Linked DNA regions of Mus musculus: region 2 is linked to region 1. The links are chromatin loops, found by intact Hi-C in ENCODE. Cell type or tissue: heart. All regions are shown on one strand. Each heading gives the region's core, and the rest is flanking DNA. Links, peaks and the distances in the headings are about the cores only.

Region 1 (15,315 bases), core at 2,121-10,120:
AAAATCCTCATAAACTGAGCATACGGCTGTGACTCTCTAGCACAGTGGTTCTCAACCTGGGGGTCACGACCCCTCTGGAGGTCATTAGGGGTCAGAAATCCTGCATGTCATATTTATTACAATTCATAACAGTAGCAAAATTATAGTTGTGAAGTAGCAATGAAAATATGGTTGGGAGGTCACCACAACAGGAGGAACTGTATTAAAGGGTCACAGCATTAGAAAGGTTGAGAACCACTGCTCTAGGACCTTAAGAAACAGAGCCAGGAGGACAGGGAAATTCAGACTAGTTCTGGGTAAAGGCACAATCCTATGTATGTATGTATGCATGAATGTATGTATGTATGTATTTATCTATCTATCTATATTTTTTAAGGGAGAGAAGAATGGATGTATATGTAGAGAGAGACAGACAGGAGGAAGAGGAGATGTGAGCGAGTGATAGAAGGTGGGGAAGGGAGAGGAGATTTGGTTCCGATGTCTCACTCCCATACTCCTGTAACTCCAGCACCTGTGAGGCAGAGGCAGATCAGGAGTTCGAGACTCTGTCTCAATGGGGGAAAAACAAGAGCAGAAGGAGATGTGGGCATAACACGTGGAGGAGCAGGCTACATATAACTCAGCCCTTGCCTGCCACCGCCTACTTAGGACCCCAAGAGCAAGCCTGGTATTCTATTTGAGGCTGCAGAAGCTGCCTGCCAAGTGCTGTTTCCTCTCCAAGGGCACCCCATGCCTTCCATCCATCCTCCATCCAAGAGGTCTGGGCTACCAGAGAGTCCATGTGCTTCTAGACCTGTTATCTAGGGGTAAACAGGACCCCAGAAGCCCTCAGGCCCGGGACAGTTGGTCAGGGCATCTGTACCCTCTAACCGGCCACACAGGGGTTTGTCACGAGGCCTGTCATGGAGATGATGAATGTGGCATAGGCTCAGCCGTGTCATAGTCACGGTTCTTAGCCATGTGACACACACACAGGAAGGGACTGTCAGCGGCCTACAGCAAAGACTGAGGGGCTATGTTATTCTGCTTGGTCACATCTAAAGGCACATGTGTGGACTCCCTACTGAGCCCAGCAGGGTCTGAGGGGCTAATGAAGCAGACACACCTGACCAAGTGGAGCAGGCCAGGACTCCTAGGTGATCAAGAGGCTGAAGCAGGAATATTGTGAATTCAAAGGTCAATCCAAAGAGACTCTGCCTCAAACCATAAAGAGGCCTGGGGCATACATTTGCTTAGAGTCTCCCAGGGATGAACTTAGAATCTCCCAGTGAGGGTGTGGCTTAGTGGTAGAGTAACTGCCTAGCATCTCTCAGTATGCGGCTGTGGGCATGACTCAACAGTAGAGCACCTGCCTGCCTAGAATCGCTCAGGAAGGGATATACCCATGTTTAACTAGCAAGGGCAAGGCACTGGGGTTCCATTCCCAGCATGAGGGGGGAAAAGGTGGGGGAGGGGGTGCTGGAGAGATGGCTCAGAGGTCAAGAGCACAGATTGCTCTCCCAGGGGACCTAGATTTGATTCTTTTGACACCCACATGGCAGCTCACAACCATCTATAACTCCAGTTCCCGGGGGACTCCACCCTCTCCCAGCCTTTGTGTGCACCAGGCATGAATGTGGTACACACATGTACATGCAAGGCAAACAATCATTCACATACATTGTGGTTTGGAGACAGGGAGTCACTGTGTAGCTCTGGTGAGTCTGAAACTCACTGTGTAGACCTGGCTGGCCTGGAATTCACAGAGAATGGCCTGCATTTGTCTCCTAGGTGCCGCAATTATAGGCTTGTAGCAGCATGTTCCAACTTACATAAATATTTTAAATTAAAAAAAAAAAGACAGCCGAGTGTTGGTGGCACACGCCTTTAATCCCAGCACTAGCACTTAAGAGGCAGAGGCAGGTGAATTTCTGAGTTCGAGGCCAGCCTGGTCTACAGAGTGAGTTCCAGGACAGCCAGGGCCACACAGAAAAACCCTGTCCTGAAAAACCAAAAACGACAACAACAACAACAAAAAAAACCCATTGCTGGAGGAGGAGGAGGAGAAGGAGGAAGAGAGGGAGGGAGGGAGGGAGGGAGAAAGAGAGAGAGAGAGAGAGCACTTCTTCAATGGTAAGATGCCCACCCCTCACTCACATCCTGTAAGCAAACCTAATGAAACTCATTGGGCCACTACCCTATCCCACTCCCACTGAGAACATAATATATCAGGAGGGGATTAGTTGGGAAGAGAGCAGGGACCAGTGGGAACCGGGAAGGACAAGAGAGGTAATTTGGGGGTGAATATGACCAAGATGCATGTTGTATGGAAGTGTCACAAGCCTCTTAGTATGCATAATGAAAGCATACTGATAAAAAAAGACTGAAAGGGGCCTGGTGAGGTAGCTTGCAGGTGAGAGGTGCTTGCGACCGAGTCTGATGATCTGAATTCATCCCCAGGACCCACACGGTGCTGAGAAGTTATCTCTCAGAAGTTATTCTCTGGCCTACACCGTGCTACATGCACATCCATCCACACATGTGGTAATAAAAGAATGTATTAAAATATTGAAAAAAAAAAGGCAGGTGTGAGTACATGGGGTGCTTCCTGGACAGGGCCTGGGGCTTGCTTCTCAGTTGGGGATCCCTCTGAGCCCAAATGTTTTCTTCCTCCCAAGGAGCAAATGGAGGTTCAGAGAGGCGCATACTGTGCCACAAAGAAACACTGGAAAAGATGGAAACCCAGAGCAGGCCCGGTGAATTCCCTCTATCCTATCTGATGCTCTCTACCCTGAGAGTAGAGGCAGAGGGTGAGGGGAACAGAGGGTAGGGCTGCAGGAGGAATGGCCCAGCAGTCTCAGAAGGCCCCAAGGGGCCAGGCAGGGCTAGCTGTGGGTGTGTGGGGGACCGCCACAGCTCTGTGGCTCCGTGGGCCAAAATAGCTCAAAGGGAAGTGGGCAGTTTTCATATGAGCAAGGCTTGCTTCTGAGGACTGCATCGGAGCTTCTAACCTCAGTGGCCCTTCGTGAGTGATCACTGCGGCAGCTCGTTCTTCGGGGTAAAAAGGCCATGAGGGTCTGTTGGATGAAGTACATGACCCGTCTCACACCAGGGATGGCTTTATTCATGGGGTGCTACTCTGAGGCCTGCAGGCTTAGCTGAATAACATTTCTGTGGTTTGAGCCTTTGCGGCAGGGCCTCACAATGGAGTACTGCCTGGCCTTGAACTTAGGGTCTCCCCACCTCAGCATTCCTAATGCCCTGATGGAGGAGTGTACAGTACCCAGTCTGACCAAATAACTTGGGCCTTCAAATGAGGCGGAGAGAAGACCCTGAAGACACCTACTGGAGGCCAGCGGGCGACTGTTCACGTACATATGTGAGTATGTCTATGTACAGAGGTCTGGCAGGCCTTGTCCCTGGTCAATCTGGGCCACCTGTTCAAAGCCGGAACCAAGGAGCCCACCAACGTTACAAGGATTATCTGTCAGAAAGTACAAGCTGGCTCAGGCCTGGATGGACTTCTGGGGATAGCAACTTCCTCCTGGCTGGAACAGGGCTTGGGCACAGTTCCCCAAAGCATCCAAGTTCCATACACAGGCCTGTGGCATTAGCCAACCCTCAACGGGCGGGAGAATCTCACATCTCTGGCTCTTAGCTGGCCCTCTCCAGTCACTGGTAGTGACAGAACCACCCTAGGGGCTTCTTGGGGGGTCTCAGAGGCTAGGGGTTTGGGAAGCCAATGATAGATAAGTGGGTGCCTGGAGCCCTGCATAGGCTTTCCTTAAGGGCCACAGCACTAGGCCAGGGTGGGAGGTATCAGGTATCTCGGCTTCCGCTCCGTCTATCCCTAAGGGTCTTGTGGGGTGTAGCACAACAGGGGAGCACCCCTGGGAAAGGCTTACCTGAGGGTGAGGGCTCCTCACCATGGCCCCTTCATCTTGTGCCGCACACCTGCCCAAGCTGATGCCAACACCACTGACTCTGGTGAGCAGTGGGCAAGGCAGTTGGCTTCCTGTCACTACTGAATCATCTCCTCTACATCCGCCTCGGCCAGACTACTAGGGTGGTTAATGACAAAGTGGGTGGAGCAGAGACAGAAAAAGATGCAGAGATACAAAGCGAAGTTAAAGCTGGGCATGGTGGTGTGTGCTGTTAAATGCCTGCACTTGGGAAGCAGAAGCAGGCAGAGCTCTGAGTTTGAGGCCAGCCTGGTCTATATAAGCTAGGACAGCTACAGTGAGACCCTGTCTCAAAAAAGACTCCCTGGGTAATGGCACGTTCCACCAAGCTGGACAACTTGGAACCAGAGGAACCAGGGTTCCTATCACCAGGAACCATGAAGTGAGTGTCTAGTTGTCCTCTGATGCATATGTACATACACACAGGCTTATGTGCAGTGTGCATGTGCACACACATGCACATGTATGTGCACACACTCCTGGGGGTGGAGAGGCAATAAAAAAGAAAACAGACATAGGGAAAATGGGAAGTGAGAGATGGGCACAGGCACGGGCAGACTGAAAGCCAAGCACACACAGTACATGCCCACCACAGAGCAAGGTCACATGGAGGAGGGAGGGCTACAGTGATCGACGGGTAGAGAGTCAACCCCAGAGTTCACATGGACACAGACATGGAGAGGACGGAGTTTCGAGGGACATGTACACACTCACGCACGTGCCACAGTCAGACACCAGAGATGGGGACACACACACACAGATGCACAGGTCAGGAGAGGACCAGAAAGACAGAGAGGCAGATATGTAGACGCTGACAACCACAGGTAAGAGGAAGCTAGAATCCTTCCAGCATCCACAGGCATCTGAGAATGGGGATCAGAGAGAGAGATTAGGGCAGTGGAATCCCATAGAACAAATACTAACCGGCAGATAAAAGAGATAAGGGACAGAGGATACAGGGAGAAAGACGGGAATAAAGATGGCAGATGGAACAAAGGACCACTGTGCCAGAGACAGCTGGATAGACAAGCTGCCTCTGTGTGTGGGTGGTGGTAGTGGGTGAATGTAGAGGCCAGAAGTCAGTCTTGGTGTCTTCCACATTTTAGTTTCTTTGAGACCGAGTTTCTGTGTAGCCCTGGCTGTCTTGAGACTCACTCTGTAGAGCAGGCTGGCCTTGAACTCAGATTTATGCAGACTGTGTCATCTACTTTTTAAAAACCAAATTGTCAGCCGGGCGTGGTGGCGCACGCCTTTAATCCCAGCACTCGGGAGGCAGAGGCAAGTGGATTTCTGAGTTAGAGGCCACTATGGTGAGTTCCAGGACAGCTAGGACTATACAGAGAAACCCTGTCTCGAAAAACCAATCCAAACCAACCAAACAAAAAAACCCAAATTGTCTTTATTACATCTATTTCTTTGTACGTTAGTTCTTTTTTGTTTGTTTTGAGACAGGGTTTCTCTCTCTGTGTAGCCCTGGCTGTCCTGGAACTCACTCTGTAGACCAGGCTGGCCTTGAACTCAGAAATCTGCCTGCCTCTGCCTCCCAAGTGCTGGGATTAAAGGCGTGCGCAGGGCTGGTGAGATGGCTCAGTGGGTAAGACCACCTGACTGCTCTTCCAAAGGTCCGGAGTTCAAATCCCAGCAACCACGGTGGCTCACAACCATCGGTAATGAAATCTGACTTCCTATTCTGGAGTGTCTGAAGACAGCTACAGTGTACTTACATATAATAAATAAATAAATATAAAGAGTAAACAGTTAAAAAAAAAAAAAAAAAAGGCGTGCTGGAAACTACCTCTACCACTGAGCCATCTTGCCACCTCCTGGTTGTAATTTTTCTGTGTTTTGGGTTTCACTGTATAGTCCTGGCTGGCCTGGGAACTCACAGATCCTCCTGCTTCTTCCCAAGTGTTGGGACCATACCAAGCTTCCACCTTGACTGTTCCCTTTCACTGGCCAGAGACTCCAGAGACTCACCGAGTTAGTCCAGGCTGGCTGGTCCTGCAAGCTCCAGATAGCCATGTTCCCATGTCCCCAAAGCTAAGAGCACACGTCGTTTGTGCCCAGCTTCATTGAGAGCTGGGGATCCAAGCTCGGGTTCCTCAGGCTTTTGAGAACACTAATAACTGAGCACCCCCTCCACCCCCAGCCAAGGCCATTTCTCAGTTGGGGGTATCACTGCCTGTAGTGGGGAGGAAGGACATAGGCAGGAGGCAATCTGCTGTGAGTTTAGTGCTAGCCTGGGTGTTTCTTCCCCAGTCTGTGCCCCAAGCCTGCTGCTGCCACCCTGTGGTGAAGCAAAGTAGCACAGGCATGGGGACGATCACCAGGAGACTCAGTTGACCATTGAAATCTGTGCTGACCACAGGTAGTGCGGATGCATTCAGTTCATCAGACTTTTTTTTCCCCACGGGGTCAGGTGGGGAGGCAGAGAACCCCTAAGAGGATCATGGTTGGCCTCTTTCCCACTTGCACCTACACAGTAGCTCACAGTAGTCCAACTTCACTCAGTTCTGGAGGGACCCATTCATCTTGGATCCCTGGCACAGTCACTTGTAACCTCAGCCCCGTGCCTGCTTCTGGATTCCTTTTTAGAGATACCCCCCCCCCCCCCACACACACACAACCTACCAACACCAAAACTGGGATGTTGTTCAGTTGGTGCTCGCTTGGGTTCCATTTCTAACACAGCACAGCTAGATATGGAGGCACACCCCTGTAGTGTTCTAATTTTTCATTTTTAGACGGCCTCTTGGCTATGTAGTCCAGGATGGGCCTTGAACTTGCAGACCTCCTGTCTCAGTCCCTGGAATAGCTAGAATTACTGAAGCACTCCAAGTGTCTTGAAAGCATGTATGTCTGTGCAACACTTGTGTGCCTGGTTCTTGGTGGCCAGAGGGCATCAGACCCCTAGAAGTTATACTGCTGTGAGCTACTATGGAGGTAGCTGGAAGGTCAGCAAACGCTTTTTAACAGATGAGCCAGATTTCCAAGCCCTGAACCATGGTCTGTCGTTCTGAGACAGGGCTTCTATGTAGGCCAGGCTGCCTTTGATCCCAGAGATCTGCCTGCCTCTGCCTCCTGAGCACTGGGATTAAAAGACTCACACAGCTTCAGTAGTGAGTTTATTCTTAATTTCAATAGAATGATATGAGACTTCTACCAATCCCAAGGGCCCTTGGTGGTAGTCTGACTCCCTTCAGAGGGACACGCTGGGATAGCCACTGCTCTGCTAATCACTTAGTGCATCTCCCAGGGAATTCAGACTAACTAGGGTCCAACGGAACACTACAGCCACCCATCACAGTAAGCATCTGCTTTTACGAGTTATCCGATGTTTGAGAGCTGAAGATGCATTGGCTGTTTTCCTTGTGAGAAACTTGTGAAAGTCCACTACTTTCTGAGGAGTAAACTGTCTGTTAGGCATGCAGCAAGTCTCCTTAACCGACTAAGCCATTTCACTGTCCTGTCTTCAATTTTGTGGGTCACCTTCATAAGAATACTGCTGCTGCTCTTGAAGACAATCTGGGGTTCAAGTGCTATATACCCACCTGAGAGCTGTTAATTCTAGCTCTGGGAGATCAAATGCCCGACTACTCCATGGGCAGACCATGCACAGGGGGCATTACATGTTTATCAGGCAAAAAGCTCAAGCACACTCAATCTCTGGGCCAGCGAGACCACTCAATGAAATGGAGCATTGGCGGCTCTTGCAGAGGTCTTGGGTTTGATCCCAAGCACCCACAGGACACCAACTCCAGTTCCTTCCTTCAGCATTTGCCAGCCCTAAGTAGCACACATGGATACCCATCATCTTCTATCCATCATGGACATCCAACAATACAAAAGGTCCTGCCCCCAAAGTCATCAATATTCAGACTCTGGATCAACAGAAAGAATCCCAAAGCAAGAACATCACAGAGGGCAGTAGTGCACTTGGGAGGCAGAGGCAGGTGGATTTCTGAGTTCGAGGCCAGCCTGGTCTATACAGAGAAACCCTGTCTCGAGGGGGGCGGGGGAAGAAAAGGGCATCATAGAGGCTGGCATGTGGTGGAGTTGTAGTTTTTATGTAGCAATATAGGTCTTCTGGCCAATTCCCAGGACCAAACAAAACAAAATAGGAAATCCCACAAAAGCAGAGAAACCAGGAGCCAATTGTCTGAACTCATCTACATCACTGATGTACAGTCTAAACACTGAAAAAGATCCTTTCCATTTGGGCACTCTGCTAGGACCACAGAGGTAGTAGTAAACTAACCATGTAAGCTCCTCTCCCATTTTAGAGGCGTGGTCTCACTATGTAGGGGCCACACTATTCTTGAATTCAAGAGCCCCCGACTGTCTGCCTCCTGTATGCTGGGACTGAAGATGTGCCATATGCTCCACACAAACATCTTATGTATAAGGGTGTTTTATCTGCATAGGCACTCATAGGCTCGAATGGTCGCACCCAACCTCCTGGGCTGGAGTTACAAATGCTTGCCAACTGCCATGTAGATGCTGGGAATTGAATCTGGGTTCTCTGGAAGAGAAACTGGTGCCCTCAACTACTGAACCATCTCTAGCTTCTCGAAGCCCTCCTCTTACCAGAGCTCATACATGTGGCTAGACTGGCTGGCAAGCAAGTCCAGGTATCTTTCTGTCTCCATTTCCCGGGTGCTGGGATTATGGGTACACATGACGTTTTACATGGATGCTGGAAATGCTTACACAGTAAACACATGTCCTAGTGCCGAGATGACTAGCCTACCTCCAGTTTCTTCTTTAGAGGTTCCAAGATCAGGATTCTGCAAACTAGGTCACACAACATACTCAGTGGCAGTGTGCGCAGCAGGACCATGGTCAACACGCCAGCCTAACTCCTTGTAAATGCTTCTCTGTAGCACCCCAAGGTTCACAGCTCCCAAGTGGCCAGAAAGACAAGCATAAGTGTTATGTAAGGTTCTCTTTTATTTAAAAGATCATTCACAAAATACCATATCCATAGACTCACTTTCTGTCATAGAACTGAATGTGTTAAGTGTTTGGAATTCCATTCTTACAGTCAGCTGGGTGCCCAGCAATGTGGATGGACGGGCCTGTCTTTTCCGCATTGGAGATGGATTACATCATCTGAAAGCATCAGCTTTGATTACAACCACGCAATGCATGTCTGTCTTAAGTTAGGTATTGGTGTTACACAAATGGTTCTTATCTCAGAAGCAGAGAAGATGGCAGGCGAGGGAAGGAGTGAGAGTTCTGTAAATTGCCGAGACCTTGCAACAAAGACAATCCCGAGCCAAGGGGTAGGCTGGCAGGAAGCTGCTGGCTACCAAGCAAGCTGCACACCTCTCAGCCCCTTTCCCCAAGGCTCTAGTGGCTGGCTGACCCCTACTGCTCCAATTGGAGCAGACGGAGACTGGGTGCCAATCCTTTTCCATTGTTCACACACAACTGTTCAAGCCAAAAGCCAAACCTGGTTGATCCCCTTTGCTCTCTCTCAAGTGAGTGCTCCATACTGTCTGCGGGAGCAGGGGTCTGCCCCACAGAGGAAGCAGCACACCTAGAGGTTTCTAGACACCTAGGTACTGAGGGTCTCAACAGCTGGGTAACTGATCAGAGAAAGTGCCAGACTCTAGGCCTTGAGCTGTGGTGGCGAGCAGCCTCTTGGGCTAAGCGCCCTGGATCAGACAGACACAAGGGAAAGAGCGCAGACTCAGTGCAAAGCACAGCTGCCCGGTGCAGCTCCAGCACCACCCCTGCTTCCTACAGGCCTCAGCTGCAGGAAGCGGATTGAGCTGCAGCGGGTTGCACCCCCAAGCGGCCTCCATGGCCCAGGAAGAGCAGGGAATGAGCTTCCACTTGGTCTTAAGAGCGAGCAGGAGCAAAGCCACATGGCCACTGCCACCCAGGTCGCCACCAGTGCAGAAGGTCCAGACTCCCCTGCACCCATCTGGCCTCACTGTCTGACAGGAGCCTGCTACGGCTGATCAGGCTGCTGGGGCGGGTGATAGACCCCAAACACAGCAGCCTCTCAGGAGCAGCAGGCAGTTTCTTTGTTCTACCCCAAGGTGCATCAATTCTGCATGCTCATCCCAGCTGGACACCAACAAGTCACCACCAGCCACCTAGCTAGTGGCTCTAGCTCTTTCCCAGAAGCCACAGCAACACAGAACTCGACATGCAGGTTGGAGAGAAGCTCTGAGAAAAAGCAGAGGACAGCACGCCCGGAGTGTGGCCAGGGCGTGTAAAGGAAAGAAAGAAAGCAAAGGATGAAGCACCTCAGCCCACCTTCCACACGTGACCAACATCCACACCACGTGGGAAGGGCGGGGAGAGGGCAGGAGTGAGAGGGGAGAGAAAGAAAACAGAAAGAAAGCACAAAACAGGCACTAGATAGATATAGCAAAGCCAAGAATGTACTAGAAACCACTTGTTAACAGCTGACATGCACTCACAAGCTCTGTGTTTCCGCTGTAAGGAGGACAGTGCCAGGCGGGAATGGGGCCTGTAGGGCGACCGGCTGCCACCAGGCCGTGGTCTTGCTCCAGCTCCCCCACGCCCCATTCCCTCCCAACCTAAGCTCATTCTTGCTCCTTCTGAACCACTTCCTCTCTGGGCCTGGCTCCCCCAAAGATGGCTGAGTTGGGGTTGGCTACTTGATTGAGGGGCGTTGCCACTGTCCGAGGTTTAAGCTGCAGCCGAGGTCTCTGTGCTCGTTCCTCTGCAGACAGAAAATAACATGGATTATGTAAAACGGGCTCTGTGCCTTTGTGACAGGGCTTCACTTAGCCCAGCCTGGCCTCAAACTTGTTATGTAGCCCAGGCTAACACTGAACTCTGGATCCTCCTGCCTTTGCCCATCTCTCTCCAAGTGCCAAGATTATGAGCCATTATGATAAGACCTATCTAATTTCAAAATTGCCTTACAAATTTGATGACTGACAATCAGACTAAGATCAATGCAGGGCAAAAAGGAAGGTTTAAAGGGAGCAGACAGTGAGTCCCAAGGATGCTGCCATACCTTCTGTGGGTTCTCTGAAGTCCATGTTGGAGCCACGCAGAGGAGGGCCATCTCGAAAGCGACTCCCCATTGGAGGGCCTGCTCGCCGGTCCCCAGGGCGACTGCCCCCCCTACCCCCTAAGAAGTCATCCCTGTAGCCTAGGAAAGAAGACAGAGTCAAAAACTGTTTACACTGTCACATCAACAGAGATGCACAATGCTCTACAAATTGATTCTTCAATGTCATGTTTGTCTAGTATCTGGAAACTTTCCAAAAGTAAAGCGTACAAAACCCCCTGCATTTGCTGGGTGAGAACACATTTGGGATGGGAGCCAGGCCTTATGCCAGGGAAGCAATCTGTTAAGCCATGCCCAGCCTCTCACTGGGGAATTCAAGGCAACTATTCCATTTGTCTCTGCTGTGGCGTGGACCACACAATATCAATCAGAGAGAGTACCCAAGAATGTAGGCACCTTGCACCCACATATAAACTGCAGCTTACTCAAGAGATGCTGAATTCTGAGAAAAAAGGCTTTTCTCAGAGGCAGGATTGCTGCCAGGTTTGAGGCCAGCCAAGATCACATAGGAAGCCTGCATTAAAAACTAAAAATGGTGGTGGTGGCCAGACCAAAGCCTGTTATTCTCAGGACTTGAGTTCAGTTCCCAGTGCCCACACCACACACCAGTGGCTCACGACTGTCACCTCCAGCTCCAGGGATAAAGATGGTCTTCACGAGCTCACATGTGGTATCATGAGCTTATAATCCCATACCTGGGAGACAAGGGCTCTAGGTCCTCGGGCTTGCTGGCCAGCCAGTTAAACTCAGGCCAGTGAGACCCAGTGTCAAAAGTAAACCAAGAGGTGGCTCAGCAAGGAAAGGTGCTTGCTGCCAAGCCTGCCAACCTGACTGCAGTGCCTGTTTTCCACACAGTGCAAGGAGACTTCCTCTGAAAACTGTCACCTTACACACACACACACACACACACACACACACACACACACACACACACGCACACACACACACACACACAGAGGTTTGTGTGTATAGGGGAAGTGCCAAAAGCTTTAATCCCAGTGCTCAGGAGGAAGATGAACTGTGTTTGGGGGCCCAGGAACGCATTCAGACAAATGTCTGCAGCCTTTATTGTGTCCCTTTTACTCCTAACTTACTGCTTTCCATCCTCTGAGCACTGGGATATAGTTAATGGGTCATTTTAAGATGCCCTCTCTGACACTTGAGGGAGCTGAGCACACAAGCGGTACACAGATGCATAGCAGACAAACACCCCCACACCTAACCCATAAGGACAATGGGAAGGGCACGAAGGAGGAGACAAACTCATTTATGGACTTCTAGGAAGCATACCATGAAAACCCCGATTTCTCTTTGCAAAGTTAAGGTTAGCACACTGGCTGACTGGCTGACGTTTCTGGTAGAGGTGTGTGTGGTGCAGGACTTAGGGCCTCTCCTCATACGAGCTGCTGCTGAGCTACCTACTCCCCACTCCACTGGCACATTTTCATCTACTTTCTTCTTTGTATTTCCCTTTATTAAAAAAATTATTCAGCTGGGCGTGGTGGCACACACCTTTAATCCCAGCACTGGGGAGGCAGAGGCAGGTAGATTTCTGAGTTCGAGGTCACCCTGGTCTACAGAGTGAGTTCCAGGACAGCCAGGGCTACACAGAGAAACCCTGTTTCGAAAAAACAAAAACAAACAAACAAAAAAACTTCTTTAGAATACTGTCAAAATACTTAAATCCACATGTGTTTTGGAGGGCAACACCCCTGGCAGCCGACTCTGAGACCCAAGTGTGGTAAGACAAGGGCTCCCTCTGCATTCTTGGCCGAAACAAGGCATCTTGGGAAGGCAGTGGCCCTAGAACTGGCTATCTCCAGGACCTGAGGCCCTAACACCCCAGGAGCTGCTTCCTTGCCTGGGCTGGCTCTGAGACACATGCTTCCAGAGACCAGTGTATACATAAAATTATAGACTCACTGTGTGCTACTGTACTTTCATGAATAAGTTCATTTCTGGTTGCTAGAGGACTTGGCATTTGCATGCCTGTGCCCCTCATCTCTACTGATGCAGACATCCTCTGAACACCCTGGGTTGGCTGAAGAGGGGATGCTAAAGCAGAGCCTATCTACCCTGAAGTGAAGGAACCAGAGCTCCACGCCCTTCAAGAGGAATACCAGCCGCCAGGGTCCACACCACTGAGGGACCTGGGCACTCCTGGAGCCTCTTTGCTGTGTTACTTCTACAAACACTTCTAATTCTTTCTGTACCACATATGAAACACAAGAGTTGTCCTAGCTACAGCCCCAGCAACAGGCTCAGGGGAAAGCAGGAAGAGGGGCCTGGCCGGCCTCTCTACCAATCCTGAAGCGAAGCGTATGGCTGGAGACCTTGTGGAGAGTCTCACTGGTGGAAGGAATTCAAAGCCTGTCTAGGTTGAACATCCTGAGAAACAAGGGACGAGGGAAGAGTGGAATGTTAAATACTGATACCAGAGTTGAAGTCATCCCGGGAATCCCATCCACCTCTAGATTCTCGAGAGCCACCCATTCCTGAGGATACACACACACAAAGAGATCAAGTTGAGGGCTGTGCTCATTACTCTGTTTTCATGACACAAGCGTAATAATTTAACAAGAGGGAACCTTGATTGAGAACCTGGCCTGACTAATGTGTCCCCTGTGAGCACATCTAAGGGAACATTCTCTTGAGGGCCCAGGAAACAGTGTGTAAGTAATGCCACCTGAGGGCAGGCGAGCCTGGGCTGTCTAAGGAAGCGGACTGAGCATGTCGGCCAGGGAGCAGCATTCCCCGGTCAGTGTCCTCTGCCTCAGATCCTGCCTTAGCCTCCTTCCCTAGATGATGGACTGTAGCTCTCTTCCTCAAGATGCCTTTCCTCACACACAGCAAGAGACCCCTATCTAGGACGAGGCCATGTTGTTGTCTGTGCTGGACACTTTCATGTCAACAAGTCAGAGTCACGAGAGGAGGGAACCTCAACTACAAAAATGCCCCCATAAGACTGGGCTATAGGGCATTCTCTTCATTAGCAATTAATGTGGATGGGGCCATCCCTGGGCTAGTGGTTTGTGGTTCAATCAGAAAGCAGGCTGAGCGCAAGCCATGGGAAGCAAGTCAGTAAGCAGCACCCTCCATGGCCTCTGCATCAGCTCCTGCCTCCAGGTTCCTGCCCAGACGTCCTTCAATGGTGAGCAGTGCAGTGAAGTTTAAGCCAAATAAGCCTTTTCCTCTGAGCTGCTTGTAGTCACGGTGTTTCATCACAATAGAAACCCCAAGTCACTTCAGAAACAGGACAAAACCCAAGCTCTCAGGGACCAATGCTCAGTAAATGATGCACAGGGGTGGCAAGCAGTGTGCACACAGCAAGTTCCGTTCAGTGTTAAGACAGCTAATCACCTCTGTCATCAGGTCCACCTTTCCTGAATCCAAAGCCACCTTTATCTTGTTTTCTGCCTTCTGCAATGTCCACACGAAGTGACCGGTCACCCAAGAGCTGAGGACAAGGAAAAGACAGTTTATATATCAACAGGAACACATGGTTGTCTGGGCAAGGGAAGTTGAGGGCACTTACTGCACCGTCATAAGTCAGAGCCTCCTTCAGGGAATCCACCTCATCAAATTCTACATAGCAGAACCCTGGAAGAAAAAAACAGAAGCCACCTCATACAGTCATCCTGGACTCTAGGCCTGTCGGAATCTCATTAGTATCACTAAGCACCACAGTTGGTGGTGTCCCATTTGGGTTACAGTAGATCCCAGAACCCTCCACCCCCCAAAATCTTTTGTAACCCAGGCTGGCCCTCAAACTTGCTAAGTAACTAAGGATAACCAGAACTTCTGATCCTGTTGCCTCCATCTCCCAAATGCTGGGATTGTAGGCACATACCACCAGGCCTGGTTTATGTAATGCCAGGGACAGAATCCAAAGCAGTGACCGTGCTGGGCAAGCACTGTACCAGCTAAGCCACATTGCAAGCTGTTAGCTCTATTCCATCAGGTAGAGAATGCTAACTCAATGGGCACTGGAACTTATTTCTTCTTACAGTTACTCACTTCCCTTCTTGCAGGGCTGGGGATGAAGAACCTCATGTATATTACTAAGGGAAGTGCTCAGCCACAGAGCCAACCTTGCCCACAGCCTTAAGATGCTTTTACTTCAATTGTAAAGCCTTTCCGGGACCACTGCAGAGCTGTGATCTCATTGAATGTAATCTAACTGGTAAGCAGACTTCAGATCCAAATGAATACCTACGAAGCTTTGAAGAAAGGGACCACCAATGTCTAAATTCCTACTTATCAAATTTGTTCCAAAACTACAAAATATCCTTAGCAACAGGATCAAGTTCTCTG
Region 2 (15,315 bases), core at 4,241-12,240, 290 kb after region 1:
AAGATCCAGTGGGCCGGGATGTATATACCAGAGGTCTGCCTAAGCAGTCTGCAGGTAGACTAGCTATCAGATGGGGCACTCAAGAGCAAAGCCTGAAGGGGCCTCCAGAGCCGGGATTGGTGGTTCAGGCCCGTTATCCCAGCTATTGGGAGATTGAGAAAGGACTGCAGTTTCAGGGCCTGCATGGACCAATTGCTGAGACTCTATCTCAAAGTAAAAGGAGCCCAGAGTGATGACACACACCTTTAATCCTAGCACTAAGGAGGCTGAGGCAGGCAGGTCTCTGTCTACATTGTGAGTTCCAGACCAGCCAGGGCTATGTCATCTCAAAAAACAAACAACATCAATAATAAACTAAAAACAGGGGTCTGGAGATGTAGATGGCCAGCTGGTCTGGCGAAATCAGTGACCTTCAGGTGCAAGGAGAGAGGTGGAGAGTCATAAAGGGGACACCCAGTGTCAACCTCCTGCCACCACATGCATGTCTGCACATGTGCACACATAATGAACTCATGCCACACGGAAGCAGGGGAGCTAGTAAAAAAAAAACAATTGCCAGTGTCAGTCCCACAGAGAGACAGTCTCACCTCAGTTCAATGCCAGGGCTGGTTCCACCCTGGCCCCCAGCCCCACTCTGCTTACACTGTGCCCCCCCCACACACCCTACTCAGACCTTTGTCACCTTCCTCTCCCTTCTTGGGTTTTGAACTCCTCTCCACCTGTATTTTGCTGTTTCTGTCTCAATGCTGAGGCCTTAACCCTGGTTCCTGGCAGCTCAAGCACTTTCACGGGTTTGGTACCCAGGTCCTCCCAATAAGTTGTGGGTGCTCTGGAACCCAGAAGAGACTGCCCTTTAATCAGGGGCCTGTAGGTCATTCCACAGGCTCCAGCCACGTTGAACAAAAAGAGCCCACTCAGGTCTCTCGAAGGCAGGTAAGTTGCTTCTTGTATTTGGAGGAAGAACGTGGAAGACACATCTAACCTAGACCATTTACAGTCATAAGGGAGGCACTAGCTGCCCTGAAGATGAGGAACAGGGTGAGGCTGGGGAACGTAGGTTCTCTGAACCTCACACACACACACACACACACACACACACACTCACACAGATGCCAGGTCTTGAGCTAGGGAAAGGGGTGATAGGTGACGGCTGACCCTCAGGAAATCAGCCCCTCCTCTTTCCTCATACGCATCACTCATCTAAGGCCAGGACTCTGCAGAGCCTGGGTGAGCCTGGGTCTGAAGGAGCCTGCCTTTGCCAGTGAGAGGCTGAGGAGACTGGAGAAGTCTTCCCTTGCCTGGGGGAGGTTGATAGTCTGTGCTATGACGTTTCTGGAAAGAGAAAAGAGCAAACGAATGCATGTGTGTGGGGGGAGCAGGATGGGTAGATGGGGGTGGGATGGGGGATACATTTGGGGATAGACAGATGGATTTAGGAGCAAAGGGATGGAAGAATGAATTTGGGGTGTATGGATGGATGGGTGGGTGGGTGAGGGGGTAACTGAACTTTTGGATGTATAGAAGGATAGATGGATGAATTTGAGGTGTTTGGAAGGATGGTTAAATGGGTGAATTTTGAGTGGATGGAGGGATGGGTAGATAGAGGGAAGGAGAAAGGAGGGAAGGAGGGGGAGAGGGAAGGAGGGATGGAAAGATGGAGGGATGGATGAATAGAGGGAGAGAGGGGAAGGGAGGGAGAGATGGGGGAGAGAGGAGCAGAGAGGTGAGGGAGGGAGAAGGGAGGGAGGGAGGGAAAGGTGGGAAGAAGGGAAGGAGGAGAGAGAGGTCCTCTGGATAGTCGGCGGGTGTGTATATGTAGCGGTGAGCATGCAGACCCATTCCTATATGTGGGTGAATGGATAAGCTACTTTCAGACTTTAGGAGAGCTACTCCAAAATTTTGCCTACATCTCTAAACTGTGAGCTCCTGGCACCCCCAAGAGGTCAGAGCCTCTAACTGCCCAGCTCCCTTTAAATCCCTAGGGAGCTAAGGACCAGGGGCATAGATTTAGACATAGCAACCTGGGAAACAAAGCCATCTGGAGACCTGAGCCGACGCTGACACATTTCATGACCTTGGGAATGTCCGATCTCAGAGGCCCAGTTTTCTAGTGTGGAAAATGAGAGTCAAGCCAGATGCTAGGGTTGCTAGGAGACGAACTAAACGATATGTAAAGTGTCAGAGGAGGTTGATGCCTGACACCTGAGAGGCACGTGAGGAATGTGATTTCCTTCCAGAAGTGCTGAGCCTGGGATTTCACCCCTGTGCGCTCACAAGCACAGGTACACAGATGCACATGTGCACACATGGCACAGAATAGACTTCCACAGAATAGCGAGGCAAAAAGATGGTGAGTCGGAGGGGCAGGTGGGGGACACATTTATTCTCCAGGGGTTTCAGGCTGGGGTGGGAGGGGTCCAGACTCAGTGGTGGAGGATTCTGGAATTAAGAACTGAGGCGGGGGCCCCGAGGTCTCCTGGGATTTGACTTCCTGGGCCTGGGCCAGTTGGGTTGTGTGTTCAAAGGCAGCTTGAAGCAGGTGGGAAGCAAGGCAGGTCGTCCAAGTGACAAGATAGGCCAGGTTCCAGGAAGTGAGTGTGGTCCTGTGTTCCACCCACAGGTAGAGGCGTCTCAGCAGGGCCGGGGCTTCCAGCAACACAGAATTCTGCAGGAGGGTCCGGCCAGGCAAGAGCATTGGTAAGGACTGGAAGGATGGCTCAAGTCGGCCAAGTTTGAGCCCCGGCCCCAGCCCTAGCATTGTGGAAGAAAAGAAACAAACCCTGATGCTGACACCCACTTGTGTGCAACATGCAAATTTTTTTAAGTAACATTCTATGAGCCTGGTGGTGGGAGCGCACCCCTTTGATCCTCAGCACTTGGGAGGCAGAGGCAAGCAGAGCTGTAAGAATTCAAAGCCAGCCTGGTCTACAGATGGAGTTCTGGGACAGCCAGGGCTTCTTAAAGAGACTTTCTGGAGAAAAAAGTTAAAAGCAATGTTGTACGGGGCTGTAGAGATGGGTTTGCGGCTAAGAGCAAATACTGCTCTCGCAGAGGACTCCAGTTTGATCTCTATTAACCACATTAGGTAATGTAGGTACAAGCTCACAACTGCCTGTCACTACAGCTACAGAGGATCTAATGCCCTCTTCTGGCTTCCTGCCATACACACACACACACATGCACACACACACACACACACACACACACACATTAATAATAATAATTTAAGAGAGACAGACAGACAGCATGTTAAGTGGCCCCCAGGACCTTCCCATGGCCAGTACTGACCAGCTGTGGCCACACCCAAAGTCCCCAAGCTCATCAGCCTGCATCCCTGTTAACCCACCTGACTGGGCAGCCAGCCCAGACTAAAGTGATGGGCTTTCTGCATCAGCTTCCAGGTTAGCAGCAGCAGCAGCAAAGCTACCAGCATCAGGCTGTGCAGGCAGGATAGAAACAGGTCCCTGAAGGTGGCTGGAGACAGACCGAGAGGTTCACAGACACAGAGATGCCCCAGGGCCAACCTCACAGTACGAGTGCAGCACAGCCCGACTCTGTATGCCAGCCTGGGTCCCCAGAGCAGCAGCCACATGGGGACCCACAGCAATGTTAGTCCAGCTCGAAGGGCCAAACTCAGAGCACAGGTTATGATGACTTCCGGAAGCTGGCGGGCCTGGTCACTGCCTGAACCCCGGGCTTCCTGGGCCAGCCCCAACACCCAGTGCTGAAAGATGGCCATCTTCAGGAGCAGAAAGCGGTACAAGTGAGTGCGGTTCTGGATCAGCTGTAGGAAGATGGGGACACCAGTGTCACCAACCTGGGTGAAACCCAACCAGTGCTTTAGAGATAGGGGTTGCTCGGTCATTGTGAGCTGTCTCAATTCACTTGTGATACACAGGAATAGTCTCTCATTCATTCATTCATTCATTCATTCATTCATTTGATTTTGGTTTCTTTCGAGACATGGTCTCTCAAGGTAATCCTGGCTATTTTGGAGATTGCTATGTGGATAAAGCTGGCCTTGAACTCACAGAGATCCTCCTGCCTTTACCTCTTGAGTGCTAAGATTAAAGGCATGTGCTACCATGCCCTGCCTATAATCTTTTTTCTCCCTCTGTGTAGCCCTGGCTGTCTTGGAACAAGACCAGGCTGACCTTGAACTCAGAGATCTACCTGCCTCTACCTCCAAAGATTTTTTTTAAGAGTGACTTTTTTTTTAATGTATGTAAGCATGCTGTTGCAGATCAGAACCCATTACAGATAGTTGTGAGCCACCTTGTGGTTGCTGGGAATTGAACTCAGGACCTCTGGAAGAAGAGTCAGTGCTCTTAACTGCTGAGCCATCTCTCCTGCCCCGTAAGAGTGACTTTTAAGCATGGGGATGGAGCTTGGCTGTGGTGTGCTTGTCTAACATGCATGAAACCCTGGGTTCAAGCCCCAGCTCTTCATAAAACCAAGAGAGGTGTTGCATGCCTGTAGTCTCAGCACTTTGCAGGTAGGAGCAGAGGGATCTAGTGTCCAAGCTCCTCTGGCTATATAGGAAGTTCAAAACTAACCTCATCTACATGAAACCAAACAAATGAACGAGCATAGAGTGCTCAGTGGCTCAAGTTCTCACCCCACGAGCGTGGTGACCTCAGTCTGACCCCAGAACCACGGAAAGGGAAGAGGAGAGAACCAATGTCCCCAAATCATCCTCTGACTTCCACATAAGTGCTGTGGCAAGCAAGCACCCACCAAACACATCACACACAATAATAATGATTAATAAAAATTAAAAACTCATAAGTAGAGATGATCTCCCCTCTAATTAACTCTGTGAAATTCGAATGCAGGGCTGGCTGACTTCTCCCAAATACCTGGGCTTGCCTAGAATCCTGGTTGCCCTTGGCATGAGGGAATCTGGGCATATAGGTATCATTAAGGACAGGGAGATGTAGAGACATGGGAGAGGGGTGGCGGATTTAATGTGAGACCTACTGTGACAGAGAGAAGGAGAGACAGATTTCCAGGTCTCTCATCTGAGTGGCAGATTGTTCAAGGTGTCTTCTATTCACCAGGAAGTGGGATAAGTTGCGGGGGAGATAAAGTTGTAATTGAGAATTCCTCAATGAAGAGTGTGCCTCTCTGGTAGAGCATAAGCCTCCAGCCCAGAGGTGACAGAGATGATCAACCTGGTACCCTATATCCATGGGAATCTCAGGGTCAATGTACATCTGAAGGACCAGGATAGGAAGCCAGGCCTGGTGCACATGACTGCTCTTGAACAGAGGTCAAGAGTTCAAGGCTAGCCTGGGCTATACAGTGAGTTTTGGAACTAGCCTGGGCTACGTGGTGAGTTTGAGGACCACATAGTAAGACAGCAGGGGAGGTGAGGAGGTATAGATGGAGAAGGAGGAAGAGGAGGAGAAGGAAGAGGAGCAGGAGGAAGAAGAGGAAAAGGAGGAAGAAGAAGAGGAGGAGGAAGAAGAAGAGGAGGAGGAAGAGGAGGAGGAGAGTACTTGCTGGTGAAGCATGAGGATCAGAGAGTTCTGGTCTCAGCACCCACATAATAAAACAGAGCAGGCATGACCCAGTGCATGTATGCCTCAGGACACACATGGCCCAGTGCATGTATGGCTCAGGACACACATGGCCCAGTGCATGTATGGCTCAGGACACACATGGCCCAGTGCATGTATGCCACAGGACACACAAGGCCCAGTGCATGTATGGCTCAGGACACACGTGGCCCAGTGCATGTATGCCTCAGGACACACATGGCCGAGTGCTGGTATACCTCAGGACACACATGGCCCAGTGCATGTATGGCTCAGGACACACATGGCCCAGTGCATGTATGCTCAGGACACACATGGCCCAGTGCATGTATGGCTCAGGACACACATGACCCAGTGCATGTATGCCTCAGGACACACATGGCCCAGTGCATGTATGGCTCAGGACACACATGGCCCAGCATGTATGCCTCAGGACACACATGGCACAGTGCATGTATGCCTCAGGACACACATGGCCCAGTGCATGTATGCCTCAGGACACACATGACCCAGTGTATGTATGGCTCAGGACACACATGGCCCAGTGCATGTATGGCTCAGGACACACATGACCCAGTGCATGTATGCCTCAGGACACACATGGCCCAGCATGTATGCCTCAGGACACACATTACCCAGTGCATGTATGGCTCAGGACACACATGGCCCAGTGCATGTATGCCTCAGGACACACGTGGCCCAGCATGTATGCCTCAGGACACACATGGTCCAGTGCACGTATGGCTCAGGACACACATGGCCCAGTGCATGTATGCCTCAGGACACACGTGGCCCAGTGCATGTATGCCTCAGGACACACAAGGCCCAGTGCATGTATGGCTCAGGACACACATGGCCCAGTGCATGTATGCCTCAGGACACACATGGCCCAGTGCATGTATGGCTCAGGACACACGTGGCCCAGTGCATGTATGGCTCAGGACACACATGGCCCAGCATGTATGACTCAGGACACACGTGGCCCAGTGCATGTATGACTCAGGACACACGTGGCCCAGTGCATGCATGCAACCTCAGTACTGAAGGTATTTTTGAAGACAGGAGGATATCTGTGGCTTGCAAAGCTGCTGGACAAAATAAAATGAATAAACAAATGTATCAACTCCAAGTTCCAAGAATCAAAGAAATAAGGGAGAGGGAGGGGGGAGGGAGGGAGAAGGGAAAGAGAGGGAAAGAGAGAGCACCCTCCTCTGGCTTCTATGTGCACACACAGGCATTTACACACATGTATATACATCATACCCACACCCACATACATGCACACTAAACAGAAAGGAGAGAAAGAAAGAGAGGAGGCCAGGGAGGGAGAAGGGCAGGGGTGAGGAAAGGAAAGGGAATGTAGGCCAATGAGATTGCTCAACAGGTAAAGGCACTGTCTGCCAAGCCTGCGGCCTGAGTTCAATCCCCAGGACCCACATGGTGGAAGGAGAGGACACACACACACACACTATTTATAGACATAAATATATAATCTTTTTAAGGGAAAGAAATGAAGGGCTAGGAATAATAATGTACATCTTTAGTCTCAGCACAGGGGAGGCAGAGGCAGGCAAATCTCTGAGTTCAAGGTTAGCCTGGTCTACATAGAAAGTACCAGGACACCAGGGCTACATAATAGACCCTTATCTTAAACACACACACACACACACACACACACACATACACACGGAAGAGAGAAGAGAAAGGAAGGGGGAGAGGAGGAGAAGGAAACAAGATTGCGGATAGACAGCTATGCCACAGCACTTGGGAGATGGGGCTCTCAGGACTTGACTGTTTATTCCTTGGTGGCTGGGAATGGCTGAATCTCTCCAGGTCCCCTCTCCATACCCTGCTTACCAGTGCAGAGAGCCTCCCAGCCCGCAGAAGAATTCTGAGAAGGCCAGATCTGACCCGGGGAGCGGCCTCCATGTCTGGCCTCCACCCATTCCTCCAGCCAGGAGAGGCAGGGTGACCTCACAGATGCCACAGGGTGGGGGTCCAGTTGCCATGGGGACCCAGTTGCCACATGACACACTACCCTTTGCCATAGCTCCCTTTACCTGCTCCTCTGAGGTCAAGTCTGGCTCCATGGTCATCACAGATGTCTAGCCTTAGGATCAATTGTCTACCTACTATCGGGAAAAAACTCAGAGCCCATTTCAGAATCGCCTAGTTTACCGCCAGATGTGGGGGTTGAGTGGTAGGGAGATAGGGATGTAGAGAAAGAAGAACAAAATGAAGGAGGGAGGAGATGGGCTCTCTATGGCCTTACTTTCCAAGTTGGACCGCAAGGGTAGCAGTGTTGCCATAGGAGAAGCCTCAGTTTAGCATCCTCAACTGAGACCCCTCTGTCCTCACCGCCCCCCCCCCAGGCCTCTTTCTCTGTCCCTTCCCTCTCCCCATCAGTTTCAGGCTGAAGAACCAGTGTGCAGTCTTGCAGTTTCCCCATTCAGAGGAGCAGGGATGACCAGCTGGGAGTACAAAGGAATCAGTGTACGCTGCCTTGCACCACGCCAGGGGGCGCCATTCTGCTTTCCTCCCTGGAGAAGCGTGCTCACATCCCCAGAACAAGACCTAAAAGAGCTCCGAGCAGGTGCAGTACCGCGATGCGGTCGCGTGAGGGCAGAAGACACCGCAGGGGCGAGCAGGGCGCTTGACAGGCAGGATAAAGTTTCTCATTTTGCAAGGCTGATTTCCTGGTAACAACCTCCTGGAAACACCTGAGAGAGCTCCCTGTGCATTTCCAGTCAATGCCTGGGTTACAAGAAGGGAACCACCCGGAGATAATGAGACTCACAGTCTTCCTTTTATTTAACCCTCTTGTTAATATGTGCAGAACTCGGGATTGAAAACGGGGCTTTGCAAGCCATGCAACCCCACCTGGCCTCCATTTCTCCGTGTCTCTAAGGCAAACTTCCGAGTCTTCTGCCCCGCGTCCTGCTATTTCCAGTTTTTTAACGTGACTTTTTTTTTTTTTAATTTCTGTGGCTTGGAAAAAGCTGGATTTAAAAAAAAAAGATTTATTTATTTATTATATGTAAGTTCACATGCCATTAATACTCGGGAGGCAGTGGCAGGTGGATCTCTGGGTTCAAAACCAGCCTGGTCTACATAGTGAGTTCCAAGACAGCCAGGGCTACACAGAGAAACCTTGCCTTGAAAAAATGAGAGGGAGGGAGGGAGGGAGAGAGAGAGAGGTTGAGAGAGAGAGAGAGAGACCGACCCTGTCTCAAAAAGAAAGAAAAGGAAAAGAAATCAAATACCTGGCCAGTTGGTAAAGCACTTGCTGTCAAGACTGTTGACCTGAGTTTGGCCCCAGACCAGAGATACACACAGTATAAGGAGAGAATCGATTCTGCTGGAATTTGGAGGTGGTAAAGTACGTGGCTAACAGGTGCAAGACTGAGTTCCACGTCCAACACAGAAAAGAAAAACAAGAAAAGAAAAGAAAGAGATCAGAGGTGGAGGTTAAAGAACTTAACACCAACCCTGATCAGTTTAGCCCCATCCCCAGAACACACATGGTGGAAAAGTAGAAACTATTGCCCCAAGTTGTCTTCTGGCCTCCACAGGCAAGACCCTTGTCATGTGTGCACTCACACCACAGGAAGAAAGAAGAAAAGAAAAGAAGGAAGGGAGAGAGGGAGGGAAAGAGGGAGGAAGAAAAAGAAAGAGAAGCTTAAAAATTTTTTTTAAAACAAAGGACCTGATGAAGCACAGAAGCAAAGAAAGTTAACAAAAGGAACCAAAAGAGCCATGAGGTTTGTGCAAACATAGTCCAGTCTCATTAGTAGTCAGGGGGAAATGTGAATCAAAGACACACCAAGATGCTATCTCCCCTTCCTTAGCAAAAAACAAAAGAATCAGGGCACATCGTGCACCAGTGACTTTACAGGGCAAATTGAAATTTATGCAGAGCCCAGAGCCTGATGCAGGATCTTAAAGATCCATACAGGAAATGATCATGCAAATGCTGCCCATGAACACATGGACAACTAAAACTAGAAATAGACCAAGAGCTGAATGGTTGGCTCAGTGGTAGAGCTCCTGCCTAGAATCCCCCAGGGAGGGGGCTGGAAGATTCAACCTTCCATACATTTGCTCTAATTTCTACTGATCCTACTTCACAACCCCCATTGGCAAAAGGACCCCTTACGGAAACGTCTGCTCGTGAGTAAAGATAAGTGCAGAGCTGCAGACGGGTCTTTCCATCAGTAAAGAGATGGATAAATAAAATTGGAAACTCCCTTTGAGGGATGACTTAAGGTTGGCTGGAATAAATGAAATCTGTTCGGGTTGACGTAGAAAAGTCTGGAAAACAAGATTAAGTGAAAAGAGAAAGCTCCAAGGAGCTACCTGTAGTGTGACAGCATTAATATATGTTTGCCAGGCTCAGGGGACTCAGGAACTCCCACCCAACCAGGGACACAATCCTGGTTTGCACTTGCACCCGGGAGTGGACCTTGTGCTCCAACACTCCCCACCCCAATCACACCCAGCTACAGCTTGACCCCTAGGAGTTCTGACACACCCAGGCTCACAGGAAATGCAGAGACAAGACAAAAACAGAACAACAACAACAACAAAAACAAAACAAACAAACAAAAAACATGGAGCAGAGACTGAAGAAAGGCCATCCAGAGACTGCCCCACCTAGGGATCCATCCTACCTACAGACACCAAACCCCAACTTCACTGCTGATGCCAAGAAGTGCTTGCTGACAGCAGCCTGGCATGGCCGTTCCCTGAGAGGCTCTGCCAGACCCTGGCCAGTACAGATGCAGATACTAACATCCAACCATCGGACTGAGCCCAGGGACCCTAGTGGAAAAGTTAGGGGAAGGACTAAAGGAGCTGAAGAGGATTGCAACCCCATAGGAAAAACAATATCAACTAACAGTCTCTGGACTCAGTGGTTAAGAGCACTGAATGCTCTTCCAGAGGTCCTGAGTCCAAATCTCAGCAACCATATAGTGGTTGACAACCATCTGTAATGAGATCTGGTGCTCTCTTCTGGTGTGTCTGAAGACAGCTACAGTGTACTCATATAATAAATAGACAGACAGACAGACAGATAGATCTTTTTGAAAGATTTTGAAGAGAGAGAGAGATTGAAATTTAGACCAGGGATGTAGCTCAGTTGGTAAAATGATGGCCCAGCCTGCACAAAGCCCTGGGTTTGGTCCTCTCAGCCCTGTATAAACCAGATGTAGTGGCCCGTGCTTGTAATTCCTACCCATGCTCCAGAGACGAGGCAGAGGCAGGAGGCAGAGGCGGGAGGCAGAGAGAGAGGCAGAGAGGGAGGCAGAGAGGCAGAGAGGGGCAGAGGCCAGGGAGTTCAAAGTCATCCTTGACTACACATTGAGTCTGAGGTCAGCGTGGGCAACCATTAGACCACCCGGAAGATGAGATGGAAGCTAAGTGGGGGGAAGAGACCCAGGCAGAGGGGAAACGATCAGGAAGCAAGAGAAGACAAACCAGAAGAAGGAAAATGGGACACAGGGCACAACAGTCTGCAATGGGATCCGATGCCCTCGTCTGGTCCGAAGAAATCGACAGTGTACTCACATACACTAAATAATAAACTAATTAATATTTTAAAAAATAAGAGTTGCCATGGTCATAGTGTCTTTTCACAGCAATGGAAATCCTAAGCCTGGATGTTTAAAACAAAAATCCCTGAATAAACTCAACTCTTTCCAAATGCTGTGACCCTTTAATGCAGTTCCTCGTGTTGTGATGACCCCCAACCGTAAAACTAATCTTGTTGCCACTTTAACACTGTAATTACAAAGTAATTATGAATCATAATTTAAATGTTCCTGGAGATAGAAATTTACCAAAGGGGTTGCGACCCACGGGTTGAGAAGCCTTGACTTAGCAGTTAAAGACACTTGCCTTACAACCTTAAGTTCAAAGTCTAGGAACCCCGCGGCAGAAGGAGAGAAATGACTCAGTTCCTGCCTCCAGGTTCCTGTCCTGTTTGAGTTCCTGCCCTGACTGTCTTTGACTATGCTGTGGAAGTATACGCTAAATAAGTCCTTTCCTTTCCCAGTTCTTTTTGGTCATGGTGTTTTGTCACAACAATAGAAGATTAAGACACACAACCACACATATCTAGACACACACAAATACACACCACACACACACACACACACACACACACCACACACACACCACACACACACACACACACACCACACACACACACACACACACACACACACACACACCCCACACACACATATATACACACACCACACACACACACACATATACACACACACACACCACACACACACACACACACACACACACCACACACACACACACACACACACACACACACACCACACACACACACACACACACACACACACACACACCACACACACACACACACACACACATACACACACACACACACCACACACACACCACACACACACACACACACCACACACACACACACACACACACACACCACACACACACCACACACACACACACACACACACACACACACACACCAACCTAGCATCTCCATTCAGCCAAGCTGGAGTGCCCTGTGGGATGGGATAGTGGGTACAATCTAACTACCAGGAGCAGGTGGTCAGCACCACAGCTTACTGACTGCAGGCAAGTAGCAGTGATGCCAGGCTGATCAGCTAGCAGTCTGTGCCCCATGAGGCCAAGTTCATACTCTGTCCTCCATAAGCCAATTAGGGAAACTAAACTAATTTAAAATGGGGATTTGTTAAATGCACCCACATTTGAAGAACAGACAGAGAGATCCAGTGAAACCCTTGGGTCCCGAAGTGATATTAACATTTAATAAAGGGCTAGGGATGAGTACAACCGAGTTGTGCCCATTAAAGTGCAATCCTGCCCATCACTGGCTCACCACCATCTCTAGAAGGCTGTAAATTTCCTTTCTGGAGGGGACGGTCAATCTGCCTTGCCCAGCTCTGGCTGGACCAGACTTTTCTCCTAGCACAAGACTCCTGGGAATATCCCAATCCCTTGGGGTTCTTTGCTTTAATATTCTGTTAGCTAAGGTGTCTCTTTATAATCTATTCATTTATGCCAGACCAGTGACAACCAGGGGATCCTTAGAGAGGTATCTGACTGGGCCAGGGTGGTGCTAGCCTGGCTCTGTCCTAATTGGCCCATCCCCAAACAGCCATCAGTACTGACCTTAGCATCCCAGGCATCTACTGTGTTCCTTTTAGGCTATTCCTGATCACTCCAAACAGAAAATAATGAAATGATTTGATCTGAGTCCAACTTGGTGAAACAAACAGTTGGGGGGGGAGGGGGGAGGGATGGAATGTTCATTGAATCACCAGTGACTCAGACAACCCATCACAGACTGAAGACAACCCAAGAGAACGCTATCCCGGGATTTTCTACACAACTTGAAAGCTCCCTACAAGAGTCTCCTCTCCCCTACCTCAGCAATAGTTGGCCACATCTAGAACCTGGGGAGGGGCCTCTGGAGTCTGGTAAGTTTCCTGAGTCTCCCAGAGAATGTTTCTGTTCTCAGGGAACAACTACAGAAGGGACTCTTAAAAGAGTGTGAGGTAGGGCTGGCGAGATGGCTCAGTGGTTAAGAGCGCCAACTGCTCTTCTGAAGGTCCTAAGAGCACCAACTGCTCTTCTGAAGGTCCTGAGTTCAAATCCCAGCAACCACACGGTGGTTCACAACCATCCGTAATGAAATGATGCCCGCTTCTGGAGTGTCTGAAGACAGCTACAGTGTACTTACATATAATAAATAAATAAATAAATAAATAAATAAATAAATAAATAAATAAATAAATAAATAAATAAATGAGAGAGAGAGAGAGTGTGTGTGTGTGTGTGTGTGAGGTAAACAAACTCAGAAGGTAGAGGCTAGCTCATACCTTGCTGTCTGTCCAGGGGAGCCATGGCTCAGAGTCCCTGAGAGTCAGGACAGGGAAACTGGATGTGGGTGGGGGGTGATGGGCAGACCAGCTCTGAGTTACAGGATTCTAAGAGCTGACGGTGCCCTTTAGAGGAATGCTGACAGAGCTTTCCCTGTGAGGTCAAAGCTAGTCAGAGACTCCACTAACACCAGTATCTGTGTAATGTGTGAGTTAGCAAGTGTGGTCACAGCAGGTGACACAGGGATCCAGTGGTACTGATCTTCTATATGACTGTCAGAGGGTAGGGCAGAGAGGGAAACTTCAGTCCCTGACCACATATTAGATCCTCCACCTCTTCTTCCTCCTCCTCCTCCTCTTCCTGCTCCTCCTCTTCCTCTCTCCTCCTGACCCTCTACTCTCCTCCTCTTCTCATCCACCCACTCCTCCTCCTTCTTTGCCGTGCTCCTCTTCCCTCTGTCCCCTCCTGTTCCCTACTCCTCCCTCCTCCTCTCCTCCTCCTCCTCTACCTCCTCCCTATCCTCCTGTCCTCCTCCCTTCTCCCCTCCTCCTCCTCCTCCTCCTCCTTTTCCTTCTCTAAGACAGAATTTCTCTTTGTGGCCCTGGATATCCTGGACTCACTCTATAGATCAAGCTGGCCTTGAACCCAGAGAGCTGCCTGCTTCTGTCTCCCTAGTGCTGGGATCAAAGGAATGGGCCACCACCTCCTCCACTATAAACCCTTCCTTAAAGTACCTTTTGTCAGCCGTTTGCTCAGAGCAACTAAGAAATAAATAAGAAATAAGAAAGACACCTGGGTTTACAGGAGTCACAAGCCATGGGAGGAACACACACCCCTATCCTTGCACACATACAACCCTCCTCCTTCTCCTCCACCCCCTCCTCCTCCTCACCATACAGCTCAGAACTTCTGAAGGAAGGGAGTAAGCATGGGACCTGAGTTCAGAGCCCAAGACTCATGTGAAAGGCCACATGTGGAGGCGCACACCTGCAGTCCTAGCACTGAGAGAGCACAGACAAGAGGATCGCTGGAGCTTGCAGGAGGCCAGCAAGTCTACAAGACTCCATGAATTCAAGCTCCAGTGGCTGAATCGATCTCAAAGATCAGGCAGAGAAAGGATTGAGGAAGACATCTCTCTCTGGCCTCCACACACGTGTTCTCCCCATCACACATGTGGACAAGCACACATACATGTAAGACACACACATGATATATGGGGCCAGGCTGGAGTCTCCTGAGGGCTGGCATCTGTGCTACCCTAGTGACTACCAGCCAGGAGCAGGTGGTTATCAGTATCAGTGATTAACTTCTGCAAGTCAGCGGCAGAGGTGCCGGGACAAAGGGCTATCAGTAATTTCAGAGTAGTGCCTGGTGACAAGACCTTCAGGAAAGTGTCACAGTGGGCCAGGATGACACCAGGCTGGCTCAGTCTCTTCTTGCCCATCTTCCAACAACCAACAAGCCCTAGCATGACTGTTCTGGGGTCTGTTGTTTCCCTTTTTCTTGATTTCCAGTCACCGCAAATTGAGACAACAACTACAGACAAAGAAACAGCTCTATCCAAGTCCAGTCTAGGGGAACAATGACTTTATTGGGGTCCCTTAGATAGGAGACTCGGGCAGCTTCAGCACCAAGAAGCCCACCTCAGCATGGTGCTGACACAGCTAGCCGCATCCAGAGTCCACTACACAGCTTGTGGGCAGCTCCGTAGACCTGTCTTTCCTCCCTCCAGTTCAATGATTCTAGAACCTGGAGAGAGGCCTCTTGAGGAAGTTTTCCCCTCCAGACGTGAGTGTGCTGGCCATCAAACATCTGTAGAATAGGATCAGAAGATGATCGGAGGTCAGTCTAAAAATAAGCAACTCAA

Evidence for each region. Hi-C counts contacts between places; a loop is a spot of excess contacts. Peaks named below come from ENCODE experiments on the same cell type or tissue, not always from the same donor. Only the 100,000 strongest peaks of a DNase experiment are listed, where the experiment ranks them.
Region 2: it touches region 1 in a loop (2.6-fold over the local background); 2 of 42 quality-filtered maps call a loop at or near these places.

Annotation. Positions count from the first base shown.
Region 1 is chr5:134,611,005-134,626,319 of GRCm38, forward strand. Lat2 (linker for activation of T cells family, member 2) reads right to left here and starts at 4,021. Exons shown (of 13, transcript NM_020044.3): 1 at 3,885-4,021. It overlaps Eif4h (eukaryotic translation initiation factor 4H), which reads right to left. Exons shown (of 7, transcript NM_033561.2): 3 at 14,537-14,601; 4 at 14,362-14,458; 5 at 13,437-13,496; 6 at 10,945-11,082; 7 at 8,868-10,644. The coding sequence ends at 10,505. In heart, for the core only: a CTCF peak has its summit at 6,235 (motif pointing left); DNase peaks (open chromatin) are centred at 2,917, 3,537, 3,967 and 6,227.
Region 2 is chr5:134,899,231-134,914,545 of GRCm38, forward strand. Tmem270 (transmembrane protein 270) reads right to left here and starts at 7,503. Exons shown (of 3, transcript NM_194065.3): 1 at 7,398-7,503; 2 at 3,347-3,784; 3 at 2,363-2,665. The coding sequence starts at 7,469. The coding sequence ends at 2,381. Cldn13 (claudin 13) reads right to left here. Exons shown (of 2, transcript NM_020504.4): 2 at 15,020-15,260. The coding sequence ends at 15,253. In heart, for the core only: a CTCF peak has its summit at 8,118; a DNase peak (open chromatin) is centred at 8,121.